Linked DNA regions of Homo sapiens: region 1 is linked to region 2. Evidence: chromatin contacts called from ENCODE Hi-C or POLR2A ChIA-PET data. All regions are on one chromosome and are shown on one strand. The core of a region is the stretch at or near the end of the contact, and the rest is flanking DNA. Distances in the headings are between cores, read along the strand shown.

The links. Hi-C counts contacts between places; a loop is a spot of excess contacts on that map. ChIA-PET counts read pairs that join two places held with the same protein, here RNA polymerase II (POLR2A). Pooled maps may share reads with other maps.
Region 1: a loop to region 2 is called in a pooled map, with 2.2 times the contacts of the local background. The contact joins two enhancer-like sites. A Hi-C loop is called at or near these places in 5 of 168 maps with a recorded cell type or tissue (Caco-2, Calu3, K562 and 2 more), 5 of 37 single-sample maps with no recorded cell type and 6 of 50 pooled maps. POLR2A ChIA-PET finds 5 or more read pairs at or near these places in 1 of 52 experiments (WTC11).

Annotation. Positions count from the first base shown.
Region 1 is chr3:182,607,510-182,614,264 of GRCh38, reverse strand. It overlaps the pseudogene RPL7L1P8. Among named protein-coding and RNA genes, the nearest start is that of LINC02031, 33 kb to the left of the region's middle. Within about 2 kb of position 4,569, at least 5 of the 41 ENCODE cell types and tissues checked have a DNase peak (open chromatin) inside an H3K27ac peak, as active enhancers do; they include mammary epithelial cell, where a contact is called at or near this core.
Region 2 is chr3:182,387,639-182,394,187 of GRCh38, reverse strand. No RefSeq gene overlaps it. Among named protein-coding and RNA genes, the nearest start is that of LINC01994, 95 kb to the left of the region's middle. Within about 2 kb of position 4,972, at least 2 of the 41 ENCODE cell types and tissues checked have a DNase peak (open chromatin) inside an H3K27ac peak, as active enhancers do; they include mammary epithelial cell, where a contact is called at or near this core.

The DNA.
Region 1 (6,755 bases), core at 3,320-5,819, 220 kb before region 2:
ACTGGTCTACAAAGGGTAAGACCTTAGGGTGAGTGTTGAGTGTTGCTTCTTTCCCAGTTAAGCAGGTGATGGCCCTGCCTGTACTCCACAAGGGAGACTGACTATAAGCACTTAGCTTTCCAGATGTTGAGGCAGGATTTGAAGTCAGAAATGCCTCTGTCTCTTAGTTCTGAGTGATCATGGAAAAGCGACTTAGTCTGTTTGGACCTCAGTTTCTTCATCTGTAAAATGCTACAAATCTGGGTTGGGAGGGCAGTGGGGTGCTGTGGAGATTAGATTAAATTGGACAATGCATCTGAAAGCTCTTAGTAAAGTCAGCGGTATGTACCCACCTGTTTTATATTAATGATCAATTGACGAATTTAGGAGGTGTACATAAAAATGAAAATATACATTTTGGGAGAGCAAACAAATTCAGTTATTTTTATATTCACATTATCTTTTAAAAACATTAATTTCATGCTAAAAATGACTCTGGGTGAGTGGGAAGTATGTAGGGGCATTTCTTTGGCTGGGGTAGGTGGGAGGCAGGAGGAGAATGAAGTCAGGAGCCAGAATCTTATCTAAGGGAGGTTGTGAATGGCTAACCCAGGTGAAGGCCGTGGGGTGGGAGAAAAGGGAAGAGTAATAAGGGGGTCAATCACTTCACTGTTTGTCTCAGGGCTGTCTTTTTGCAGGTGTCTGAGTTACTTCAGGTGGTCTTTCTCAGTCACTGGGCTTTTAAATTGCCAATATCAAAATTACTGTGGTGATGCAGCAACTTATAAATCTTACAGTTATCAGATGATAGAGGCTGGTATCCTAGTAGCAGGAGCGTTGAGGGGAAATAAGACTGAAATAAATTTTAATGGACCTCTCTATCTTCCAATTGTGTTTCGCACACCTTCGACTTCTGTTTGGAGAGGTGAAGTTAAGTTATATTTTACATTTTCAATTTCAGAGAGGAGCAAACATAATTTTTTTTTTTTTTTTTTTTTTTTGAGACAGAGTCTCGCTCTGTTGCCCAGCCTAGAGTACAGTGGCGCAATCTCGGCTCACTGCAACCTCCGCCTCCCAGGTTCAAGCGATTCTCCTGCCTCAGCCTCCTAAGTTGCTGGGACTACAGGCGTGTGCCACCACGCCCGGCTAATTTTTTGTATTTTTAGTAGAGACGGGGTTTCACTGTGTTAGCCAGGATGGTCTCGATCTCCTGACCTCGTGATCCACCTGCCTTGGCCTCCCAAAGTGCTGGGAATACAGGCGTGAGCCACTGTGCCCCGCCAGCAAACCTAAATTTTTAGGGTGATTTTGTCTTTACATGTAGGGTAACTCCCAACACCAGACAGATGCAAATATCAGGTAATAGAAATCATTACGGCATCTATTCTGTATTTTATACTTTTCTTGACAAAGGATAAATTTGGGGTCTACAAAATCCTATAGCATCCCTAAAATGTTTTCTATGCTCTGTGCATATTTAAACCATCCTAAACAAAAATGAAGTTCTCCTGTCTCTGATAGGAGATTCCCAGTGTCCCTTGAAAACCCTCTTCAATATTTTGCTAGTGTCACCGCTGCATGTTTAGCCCCATTGGTGTTACTTTTTCCCTAATTGAAGATGGAGACTAGCTTATTGCCACACTTCCTGTGGTGACACTTTGTGTCATTGCATCCCCGTCACTTACCATTGTCCCTCAATTAGCATTTGTTGAACGAATGAATGAATGAAAAAGTACATGAATGAATGAATGAGTGAATGATTTTTGCTTCTAATGTACTCCATTGGCATGTCTCCTTTTTAGTCAGAATAATTCTAGTTCTTTCAAGTTTTATAAGGAATCTACCTTCTTTTTGAACACCAAAACCTTTTGGTTGGCTCTTTACTTAATGCTCTCTATGTTTTTCATGTTCCTTTTTGGTTTGAAGTCCAGAATTGGAGACCAGTGAAGTCTATCAGGTAAAAATGCTAAAACTCTTAGTAATTTATAGAATAGAGTAAAAAGCGTCAGTTCTTAGGACTCTGTGGCTATAACTGACTCAGGTCTAGCTTGTAGGCTTTGGGTCTTGAAATGTCTGAGTTGAAAGGGATTGAAGGAATTATTGTTAAGTGGTTTTGTTCTTTTGTTTTTGGTCTTGTCAATTAGTTTGTTTTGATGTAATGATTAATTAATGTGGCTAAGGCAAAAGTCTTTATCTCTTAGAAATACTCAAATATTTACAGATGAAATATTACGATTTCTAGGGTTTGCTTTAAAAGACAGCAGGAAACAAGGGGCAAATTAAAGCAATAGAGATGAGGCCAGATATATTGATAATTACCGAAGCTGGATTACTTATATTACTCTCAGTACTTTTATAAATAGATTTTTTCTTTCTTTCTTTTTTTTTTTTTTTTTTTTGCCGAGTCAAGTGAACATTTATTTTTGTGCCTTTCTTCCTATGTGCATTTCAAGTCTTTTTCAAAACAAGGCCCCAAGAATCTCCAGATTTAATTATGTCCCTGGGCTTGGTCGACCCCTGCAATAGTCTTAGGGAGCCTTGTACAAATGCTAGAGTTACTCATTTAGCAGCATTAAACCTTAGGAAAGAAGATGCAACAAAGCAAGACTCCTTCCTCCATGGAATGTGCTGATTTCAGACGAGGAGGCAGCCAATGTGGAAAACGCTGGAATTTTTCCTCGGAACTGGACTGTGATGAGAGGTGCTTGCCATGAACATAGCTACTGTCTTTTCTTTGACCCTTCCTTTCCAGTTTTTGAAGATAAAGCAGGAAATAATCGTCTCTGAAGATACTTGATAAAAATTCCCAAAAGAACAAAATCACTGGCTTCCACTTCATTGATACAAATTGACTGCAGTTTGGCACCTGGGTCTAGTTCAGCAGGGGGATGAGCTGATTGATGCGTTCACCCCAATAGCCAGATGTGCCCATCTCCTTGAGGATGCCCACTCTATTTTTGGTAGCATGGCAGGCCACCGAGAGGTGGAAAGGGTGCAAGAACCATGAAATCTCCTGGAAATGCTTCCCTGGGAGCGCAATTTCATGAATGAGGTCTTCCAAGCAAATGACACCAAACTTCCCCAGATGCTCCTCAATCGCTGTGTTGTCTGTCAGAAGGATGGTCTTATTCTTGACCTTGGCTTGTCCACATTTCAAAAGAAGTTCCCAGAGAGACTTCAGATTTGGAAATCCCCAGGTCACACAAGGTTCTATTATATGCAGCATTTTTAGGTTCTGAGGGGTGACTTTTACAGAGACACCACTAAAAATTTTCTTTAGGCAAAGTCTTACAATGGTTCTCTGCACCAGTAAACTCATGCCATCAATCCTTTCGATGAGTACAACAAAGGCCAAGGAATGTTTATCTGGCAATTCCAAGTCATGAGGTTTCACTTCTAGTCGTCAAAGACTCACCTTGCCATATTTCTGCTGCCAGGAATCATGTAGGAATAATTGCAGTTGCTTAAACCTGGCCCTTTTCCTTTCCTCTGCTCCTTCTTTGCCAAAAGTGCCTGCTTTGCCTGGGTGGCTTTGAGGGCTTGATAAGCCTTCCTCTTTTTCAGGAGATTTTCTGGAACCAAAGGGATTTTTCTTTGCTCTTGCTCCGCCATCTTTCTAGTGTTGCAGCTACTCTAGATTTTTTCATAATACAAAGTTAAGAAAAATATATTTAGACAAACTTAATCATTCTAGATGAAAAAAACCAAGATCCAAACATCGCAGAGCTAACAAAACGGAGACTGGGACTAGAAGGCAAGTCCTCTGTCTGCCATTGACATGCTGTTTCTGGTAAACCATGTATCAGTTCAGCCTGTTGTGCTCTCCCTATAGACTTTATTTTTGTCATCATCATCCTGGTAATAATAACTTCAACATGCAAAGGCCATGAACAATTCTAGTCAACTTCCAACCTAACTTAGTTTACCATCCCCTGTGATTTTAATAAGCATAAAAATTTCCCGACTCCAGGTAACTATCAAAAGAGAAAACAATGTTGATGTATCTCTTTGTTCTAGCATTCTTTGGAACAAAAATAGAGGATTGTTAGGGAAAAAAACCCAGACAAACATATGTGCAAGGAATTCCAAATAAGGAATAGTCACTAAACATATTTAAACTTTTAAACAAGAAATTGCACACTACAACAGAATCTAAATAATGTCCCAGAAGTAATTACTAATTTAAGTGTGTAATAAAATGATAAAATGCTTTCATAGAGCTCTGGCCTGCGGAGTCTCTGTGATACATCCAGCATCTTGGCAGCCATCCAAGGCCCAGAGTGGCTTTGAGTTTGGAATGTTTATTTCATCAGAAGCCAGGACCATCTCAGGAAGTCACCTGTGCCCAGATCACTCAGGGTTATGTGGTTTTATCCATGTTCCTCTGGAAAAAGAAACAGCGAGCATTTCTTCATTTGAAGGAAAGTAATAGGGTTGGTCTAAAGAAGGGAGGAGAAGGAGAATTATGTGTGTACGGGTGGCTGAGAGTGGGTGTGGGAGGAAATAGTTGGGGAGTTTACTCATTCAGGTAACCCTAAGGTAAATACCGTGAAATGGTTAACAGCAAACTGTCAGAGTAGTGTAGCCGGAATACAAATGTGTTAGTAGGAAGCGTTAAGTCAGGTGATTTACTCAGGTGAGGAGAAGTACTTCAGGGTGAGCCCTAACTAAGAAGTTGTCTTCCTGTTCAGAACCAGGGAGATTATGAGTGAGATGGCTCTATAAACCAGTGAGTGCCATAAGGAGGAATTTCTAAACTAATGTGGAATTCAAATGGCACTCACTTCCTTAAATAGGTTTCAAAACATTTTGGATTAGGTTTAAGACAGCTCCTTTAAATGATTTGTACTTCATAGACAAGCCACAAGTATTCTGCCCATTTTTCTCCAATCAGAATTAATTCTCTCTGCTCATAAGATGCATGTCATCAGCATAAAATTATTCTCCTCCCCATACTTTTTTGATTGTACCCTCCAATTCCCAAGGTGATTTAAAACTTATAAAAAGAGGTTCATAGTAACAATGGATTTCAATTTTAAACAAGCTTCTCAGTGAGAACCAGTTTGACATTAAAGCATACTTCCAAGTGAATTGTGTATTCATTTAAAGTTTAGGAAAAAAATAAAAACAAACCCTGCTTTACTCCCACCCAGCGTGTAACTCTAGGTCACCACCCCTGGAACATTGTGTCTTTGAGCTTTGGACTGGATTTGCTTCTGAGGTTAAGAGAAGTGTGTGGCAGATGTTGGGAGGCAGTTGGGGGTGGGGGTGGGGAGCAGGGATGAAGGGGCTGCCAGATGTTGAGCGGGAGGGTGGAGTGTGAGGATAAAAGCCTGCCAGATGTCTGTAGTGCAGAATGTTAGGCACCTGCTTTCCATGATCTTCAGAGGATGATTTATATCACATAAGTAGGATCTCATAAAGGTCCTCCCCCAATAAATACAGAATTCAGGGCTCCAGTAATGATTTTCTGTATGGTTTCTTGCCTCACAGTATGTCTTTTTAAAAATTCAAGTTGAGGGTTACGTGAATGAAAATACACAATCAACCAATATATTTGTAAATAAAAGGGGGGGGGGCTTTACATTGAAATCCGTTGTTCTAAATTATAAAGACAATCACCTTTTATTTTCTATTTATTTTATCTTTCCAATAAGACATGATTTGCTCTTCTCTCTCCCCATGATGGATTTAATAGATTTATTCATCAAGTTTTCTAAATTTAGACACCAAACTGATGTTTTTCTCCCACTGCTTAATTTTATTCTTAGCAGCACTTACATAAAGCCAGGCAGTGAAAGATATGGCAAAACTACTAACTTGCTGTGATCTGGAATGCACTTATAGAATAAAATAATAATGAAGATTGATATACCAGGGAGACTTCATACCAAGTGTCCCTACTGAAATCTGTGTTATGCTTTTGGTTTTTCCCCACAGTGCTTTTGGCCACATGTTTCCTGTGGTTTTTAGGAGTCTAGGTTTTCCTTGTAATGCCTGGACTAGACTCAGTTCTGAGGGCATAGATGAGCCATATAAAAGAAAATATGTGGATCTTATAATTTGCTTGCATTTTAGGAAACTTTAGTGTTTTCTAGGTCTAGATTTGATTAAAACAGGTTAAATTTCACTCCTTGATCTTATTTGAAAGCCTTTGAAATAATTGTATTTGCACTGTTGGTGGGAGTATAAATTATTTCAGTCATTGTGGAAGACAGTGTGGCAACTCCTCAGAGACCTAAAGACAGAAATATCATTTGATCCAGCAACCCCGTTACTGGGTATATACCCAAAGGAATATAAATCATTCTATTATAAAGATACATGCATGCGTATGTTCATTGCAGCACTATTCACAATAGCACAGACATGGAATCAACCTAAATGCCCCTCAGTGGTAGACTAGATAATGTGGTACATATATACCATGGAATGCTATGCAGCCAGAAACAAACAACATCATGTCCTTTGCAGGGATACAGATGGAGCTGGAGGCCATCATCCTTAGCAAACTAACACAGGAACAGAAAACCAAGTACTGCATGTTCTTACTTATAAGTGGGACTTATAAATGATGAGAATACATGGACACATAGAGGGAAGCAACCCACACTGGGGCCTACTGGAAGGTGAAGGGTGGGAGGAGGGAGGGGATCAGAAAAAATAACTAATGGGTACTAGGTTTAATACCTGGGTGATGAAATAATCTGTACAACAAACACCCATGACACACACTATCACCTATGTAACAAACCTGCACATGTACCCCTGAACTT
Region 2 (6,549 bases), core at 3,723-6,222:
TGGCCCCTTTGCGAGATTAGGCTTCCCAAATTAGCTGTCTTTGGTGACAGCAAAAATACCTGCCTGTCCCCTTAAGCAAGACTCTCCACCTGAATGAGAAACCAGAAGCATGGCCCAAGCCCAGAACAGGTGTTTAACGGGGAAGCTGAAAGGTAGCAGGCTTCCACATGCAGAACGTTTGAGTCCATTGCTGTGGGGATTTGGCTGCATGATAAGCTTTTATTACAGTTAAACAAAATTAAAGGCAGAGTCTATAATACTGGCACAGAAGCTAAAAGGGGCATATTTGCTGGCTCACTTGGGAATCCTAAGTTTTGTTACATTTTTAGAAAGTGGGCATCTTTAATTGCCGTCAAAACCTGTGGTGAGACATAATGTTTATTTGTTTGTCAAGATGTTTCCAAATGTATTGCTGTTATTCTTTTTTTAAAAAACTGTACTTCAGTATAAATTCTATTAGTTGTTCTAAATAATACGTGACATATTGGAGGCAACCTCACATTTATGGACTTATTTTATTCACAAAGTACCTATATGAGGTCGGTAGGCTGAGGAGCATTATGATTACCTATTTTATAGACGAGGAAGTTAAGGCGATATGGAGAAATGATCTTATGTCTCTTTTTCTGAAAGTTTTATTCTGAGAAAACAAGTAACATCCCACTAGAAAAGTACAGATTTTGTCACAAAGACAGATTATAAAATCACAGGAAAGAAGCTGTAATTTTTTTGCCACTTCTTCAACTTAAAGTGGATATCCACAGCATTCATTCTCACTTCCCTCATTGTTTTCCTTTACACTCACTGTACAATCTAAACATACAAATGTATTTGCATGCTGCTCATTCCCTGGTCCCTCTCCCCTTTAAAGTGTTAGCACCATCAGGGCAGGCACAGTGTGGCTTTGCTGCTGTTCCAGTACCCAGTAACCCTGCTTGGCACCTAATAGGTGCTTGAAAACGTCTCTTCAAGGAACAAATGCTTAAAGAGTAAACATAGCAATATATTTATATTTGAAAGTATCAAAAAGTCAGAATATGGAGAAGTTTGGGAAGAATTAGTCCAGGTGGAAAAGAAATAAATCCTCTCCATTTGCTTGAGACAATTACAACTGTATAAACAATTATACATATCTCTCTTTTTTTCTTTTTTGACTTTGCCACTATATGTAAAACAAGGACTAGGAGCAGGGGGTATGCAGGCAATGCTGGCAGTTCTTAAGGAGTTATAAGCAGGAAGATAAGAGCTGTCTTGTGAGGAGTTATTATGTGGGGCCTTACACAGGGGCTTTGAATGTCCTGAAAAGTCCCAAAGTTGTGTACAGGCTTAGGTGAAGAGATTCAAGGTGAATTTAAGGAAACATCCTATCTTAACTCGAGTGTGAAAAGAAGCCTTGGTGGGTTGTAAAGAGTCATTAACAGGAGGTACGTGAGGAACGTGTTCAGTAGAAGACTAACAGGAAGCTTGTAGATTAGGAGTCTGCTCTCAGCTCTTCCCTGGACTGGCAGTGTAGCCTTGGTAAAGTCACTGAGCTACTCTGGGCCATCATTTCAGAGTTTGAATTAGAAAAGAGATTTTCCAGCTCTAAAAATCCATGCTGTTTTTACTCCTCCAAGTCTTGCTCTATGTTCTGTATTCTTTCTAGAAAAAGAGTCCTTATATATTTAATATTTGCACTTCACTGTTTTAATAAAAGTTGTTTTCGTGGGGGAAAAAAAAAAACTATATTTCTTTGTGAACTATACCTGCAGGAAGCCTAGCTGTTTGAACCATGAGGCTCTAAAAAAGGCTCAGGAGTCCACCTGGTGGTTTCTTACCCTAAATGCAAAATAAATGCATAGAAAGAAAGGGCCTTGTAAACCCAGTTAAGTACAGGAGTGATCTAAATCTTGGGCAGATTTTCATAAAATGTCTTGCCTATAGACTCACAATGAATTAGTTTCCTTATCTAAGTCCAGGTCTCTTCTAATTGTCTAATAAGATTGCCCTATATCCCAACATATGGAAAAGAGTTATTGTGCTTTCTGAAACATTTAATTGCTATTAGGGAAACTTTGGTTTGCCTCTTCTCGGGAGAAATAATTCTGGTACTGTGCTTTTCCCCTGCCCGATACTGTATTTTGATGCAACAGGATATTAATGGCTAGCATGAATTAAATCTAGGAAATTGGCCAATGGTCTGGCCAGTGCCACAGGTCAAATAGGCTATAAGTTGAGTCCAACCAAGAGAGGAGGAGAATGACAGAATAATGCACATGTAGGTTGGCCGGGCAGATGGCTACTCTCTTCATTCAAAAGCACTTAATAGCAATTCCTGCATGTACGGAATTCCAGGTCATCATGATCTTTACAGACAACTCTGTGATAACTTATCTGATTGTATCATAATCATTTAAGTCCGTGTTTATCTCCCTTATTAGTCTGGAATCTATAAGGGCAGGGACTGATTTATCTCCACACCCCTTGGCTTGAGCAAGTGCCTGGCACATCAAAGGTGACTCTACATTATTAGACAAACACTCTTGATTATTATTGTAACTATTGCTGTTTTTGTATTTACTATTATTACTTGAATGAAAAAAAGAACCTATCCAAATTACTGGTAAATAATGAATTTTAAATTTCCCCCAAACAATCATTTTAGAGAAAATACTCAGGAAAAAGGGATTTAGTTAGTTGATGAAATATTGTTTGATCTTACTCAAAATACACTTACCTTTATTAAATAACACAACTTGGATTCTATCTTCTATAAAAATACTGATAGAATATTCTCCTTTTCAATTGTGTCAGTGGGGTGATTGACAGATATGTGCTGAGACTGACTTGTGTGTTCAAAAACTAGTGCTTTACAATGTAGTTTCCTGAAATCCAAGATTCGGGAATATTCTGTTATTCTCCCTAGTGGGTAATGCCAGGAACCCTGCTATGTGATCTTACAAGCCTACCAGCTATTTTGAAACCTCACAAATTTATCTATCTCTTCCTGTTGTTCTTTTTTATAGCTTTGTTATATGCATCAAAATTATTTCCAGCACAATGCTAACCTTCTCAGGGATACATATGTTTAAAATAAAAGGGATTGGGAACAAGCTTAACATCCTTCTCTTAAAAGTAGCATACATTCTTAACATTAAAAGAAGCTGCCTATGGTCCTTAAGAATATATAAGAATAGTCCTATAAGAGCTTTTTCTTTCCTCATTTGTAAAATAATTTATACACATACACTTCTAATTAACATTTTATGTATACCTTCAGTTTTTTCCTCCCAAGCACTTGTGTTTATAAGGACACTGCTGTTGAGAGTAAATAATGATACAATTTTGGCCTTTATGATTCCAAACACCAGTAATGTCCTTTCCAGTGCCTTTTCACGATTTGTCTAATCCTCTATCGCCCTTTCCATCTTAGGCTAGTTGCTGTTCGTGTCCACAAGAGATGAGCAGCAATACCATTATAGGATTCCCTAACAAAAGCCTTCCACGATCATTTTCTAGCATCTTGGAGATTGACAAGGTCCCCTCCTGTTTCCCAAGCCCATTTCCCCCCTTATTCCTGGTGATTTCTTTTCTTATACACCAGAAAGAAAGCACCTCGCTGAGTGGTGACCTCTCTCGCTACATGGATACCTGCTAGAAACAACAAACCTCACGTGTTAAAACTGCCCCTTGATGTGTTGGGATTGGTGTGATGGTTCCTGTTTGATATACTGGGCTGCTTGGAGCTGCCTTTAAAAAAATCAATCCATATTAAAAATAAAAGTTCCTTTTGAAAATTACTCTTCATATTTCTTTGGGGGGGTTGCGCCACAAACCAGCTAAAAGTGCTGAAAAGTGTCATATAATGAAACCACCAGGACTCTAACAAGCCAGAGGAGGAGAAAATGTCTTGAATAATTACAATACTTTTTGCTTTTCAATCATGTTTCAGTTTATCAGTAATGTCTAATTTGTTTTCTTGTTGAGAAGACTGCAAACTTTAAAAATATTTATAAGATGTCAATTTTAATCTTTTGTCCAGTTTATTTCAAATTGGCAAGTATATATAGATATATAGACGTATATTTGTTTTAGAAAAGTATGAGAAATAATTGCCCATGAACTTATATCACAGGGCATAACTTTTTATTAAAAGTTAATAACAATCTCCCTGAAACTTTATCCTCTTTTTACTAGTAATTTTTGCTAGTAGGTTTTTGTTTCATTATGTGTGTAAGTCAATAATGTATGCCAAAGTAAATCATTTGAGAAAAGGAATAAACAATTTTAAAATACAGAATAGCCTTTAGAAAAACAAAATAATTAGAATGTTTTTGGTGAACTTTTCAATTGGAGAGACTCCCTGGTTACATGTGTTTCTTAAAAACATATGTTTATCATGTGTATATAGGTGCATGCATATTTATAAGCAGATTCTAAATATATGTACCTGCAGTTTCTTCATTTAAAAAAATATATGTTTGTAATGTTCCTCACATGACTAGGTTCAAACATAAACATGCCAGGTGTGGTAGCTCATACCTCATTGATGAGGTGGTTCAGGCAAACAGCCAAATGAGAAAGGGTAACTAATGGTGAGCAGCTGTGTTGGTTTAAAGGGCCTGCTGAAGGATCTAACCTGAGCAAGGTTGTTGCAATGTATTAACCACAGATAAGAGTTTGGTTGGTTTTTCTTTCACAACCCAGTTAATATACAGGAACATGAACGCCACTCCTCCTGTAGACTCAAAGGATTAAGACAAATTTAGGGTAGGATTTGAAGAGTGTAGAAAAGCATATGTTCAGCCTTTACTTGAATAAAGGAATGTTCCTATCAGCCTAAGGAATTAAGTTTTGAAAAAGAAGAGCTTCATAATTGCACAGAGATTGGTCAACTGTTTCTCAGATTTATGACTGGATTTAGGAGGCAATCAAGTCTCAACTCCTCCAACTGGCTCAAGGCCTTCCTTAAGCCAAACTCCCTGTACTGACTCACCTTGAGCTCCTCCAGTTCCCTGCTGTGATCTGATTCAGTTCAGCGAGATGCCTTTTTCCTGAAATTGTGTTCAGTCTGTATCCTCTGCCATGTGAATACTCTTGTAAAATGTCTTTCCTGTTTTCAAACATTATGGCCTCTGCCATGAGACCTTCTTAGGCATGGTAATGTGCAAAGTGCATGGGCTCACCAAGTTAGACAGATCTGGGTTTGAATTCTGGCTCAGCTACTTACTTGCTACATGACACTGGGGCTGTTTTATTCCTCTGAGCTTGTCTCTCCTTCTGTAAACCAAGATGATAACAATAGCTCCTGTTTTAATTGAGCCCCACTATAATAATGCTAGCTATCATTCATAAGTTTATGTGTCAATTAATCAAATCCTCACAGCAATCAAGGGTATTTATTTTAATGACCATTTTATAGATGAAAAAAACTGAGGTTCAGAGAGATTAAGAAAACTGCCTTAAGTCATAGAGCTAAGATTTAAACCCAAAGTGGTTTTGTTTGTTTTAACAATTTCATGGCCAAATTTTTCTCCTCTGTGTCATTCCTCTAACTTAACTTACCTTACAGAGCTTTAGTGAAGATTATAAATGAGATATGTAAATTATTTAAAATGTAATAGGCATTTAATAAAGTTTTTATTATTCATTTATTTTAGCCCACCTATCTTTTAACATTCGTTTGTCTATAATATATGTTTTGGTATTAGCTTTAGTCTTTTAAATTTTTTTTGGTTAATTTGTGGGCTTATCTTACATTTCTGTATGGCTGATTTTACTCCTATATAAGGTAGGAGACTACTTGCAAGGTATGATTTAGGGGAGATGCTTTGCAAAATTTCTATGCTCTTCCTTAAGGAGCAGTGCAATGCCTTTTATTCTATGATTAACATGGGGACTAAAAATGCAAAGTCTCCCATCTTTGAACTAAATGTATTCATTCAAATTAATCTCTGTTGAGTATCCAGTAGGCATTGGAAATGGTTTTAGGCAATAGGCATATGAGACAAATAAAAAGGAATCTCTTTTCAGTCTGACAATTCCAATTCAATGTGAGGAGGGGGACTACTTGCCTAGAGTTGCTGTCTGATGTAGTAGCCGTTAACCACATGTAGCTATTGGGTGCAGCTAGTCTGTATTAAAAGGTACTGTAAGTATAAGATACACACCAGATTTCAAAGACAATATAAAAAATGTAAAATATCTCATTAATAATTTTTGTAATTTTTGTAATGATTACATATGGAAATGAGAATATTTCGTTTATGTTGGAATAAATAAAATATATAATTAAAATAAATTCCATCTGTTTCTTTTAATGTGGCAGCTAGAAAATTTAACATTCCACATATGGCTCATAGTGTGGCTCACATTATATTTCTATGAGACAGTGTTGGCCTAGAGTAATTGGGGCAGGTGGAGGATGAGTTAGAAATTACCATTTCTATGTATTTCATTTTATAAAAATCAAATTATGCTGTTAATAACTGGTTTGTAACTATGTTTTTCCCCCTCAATAATATAGGTAGATGTCATCCCATGGCTGGATGGTGGTTCATTATATGGATG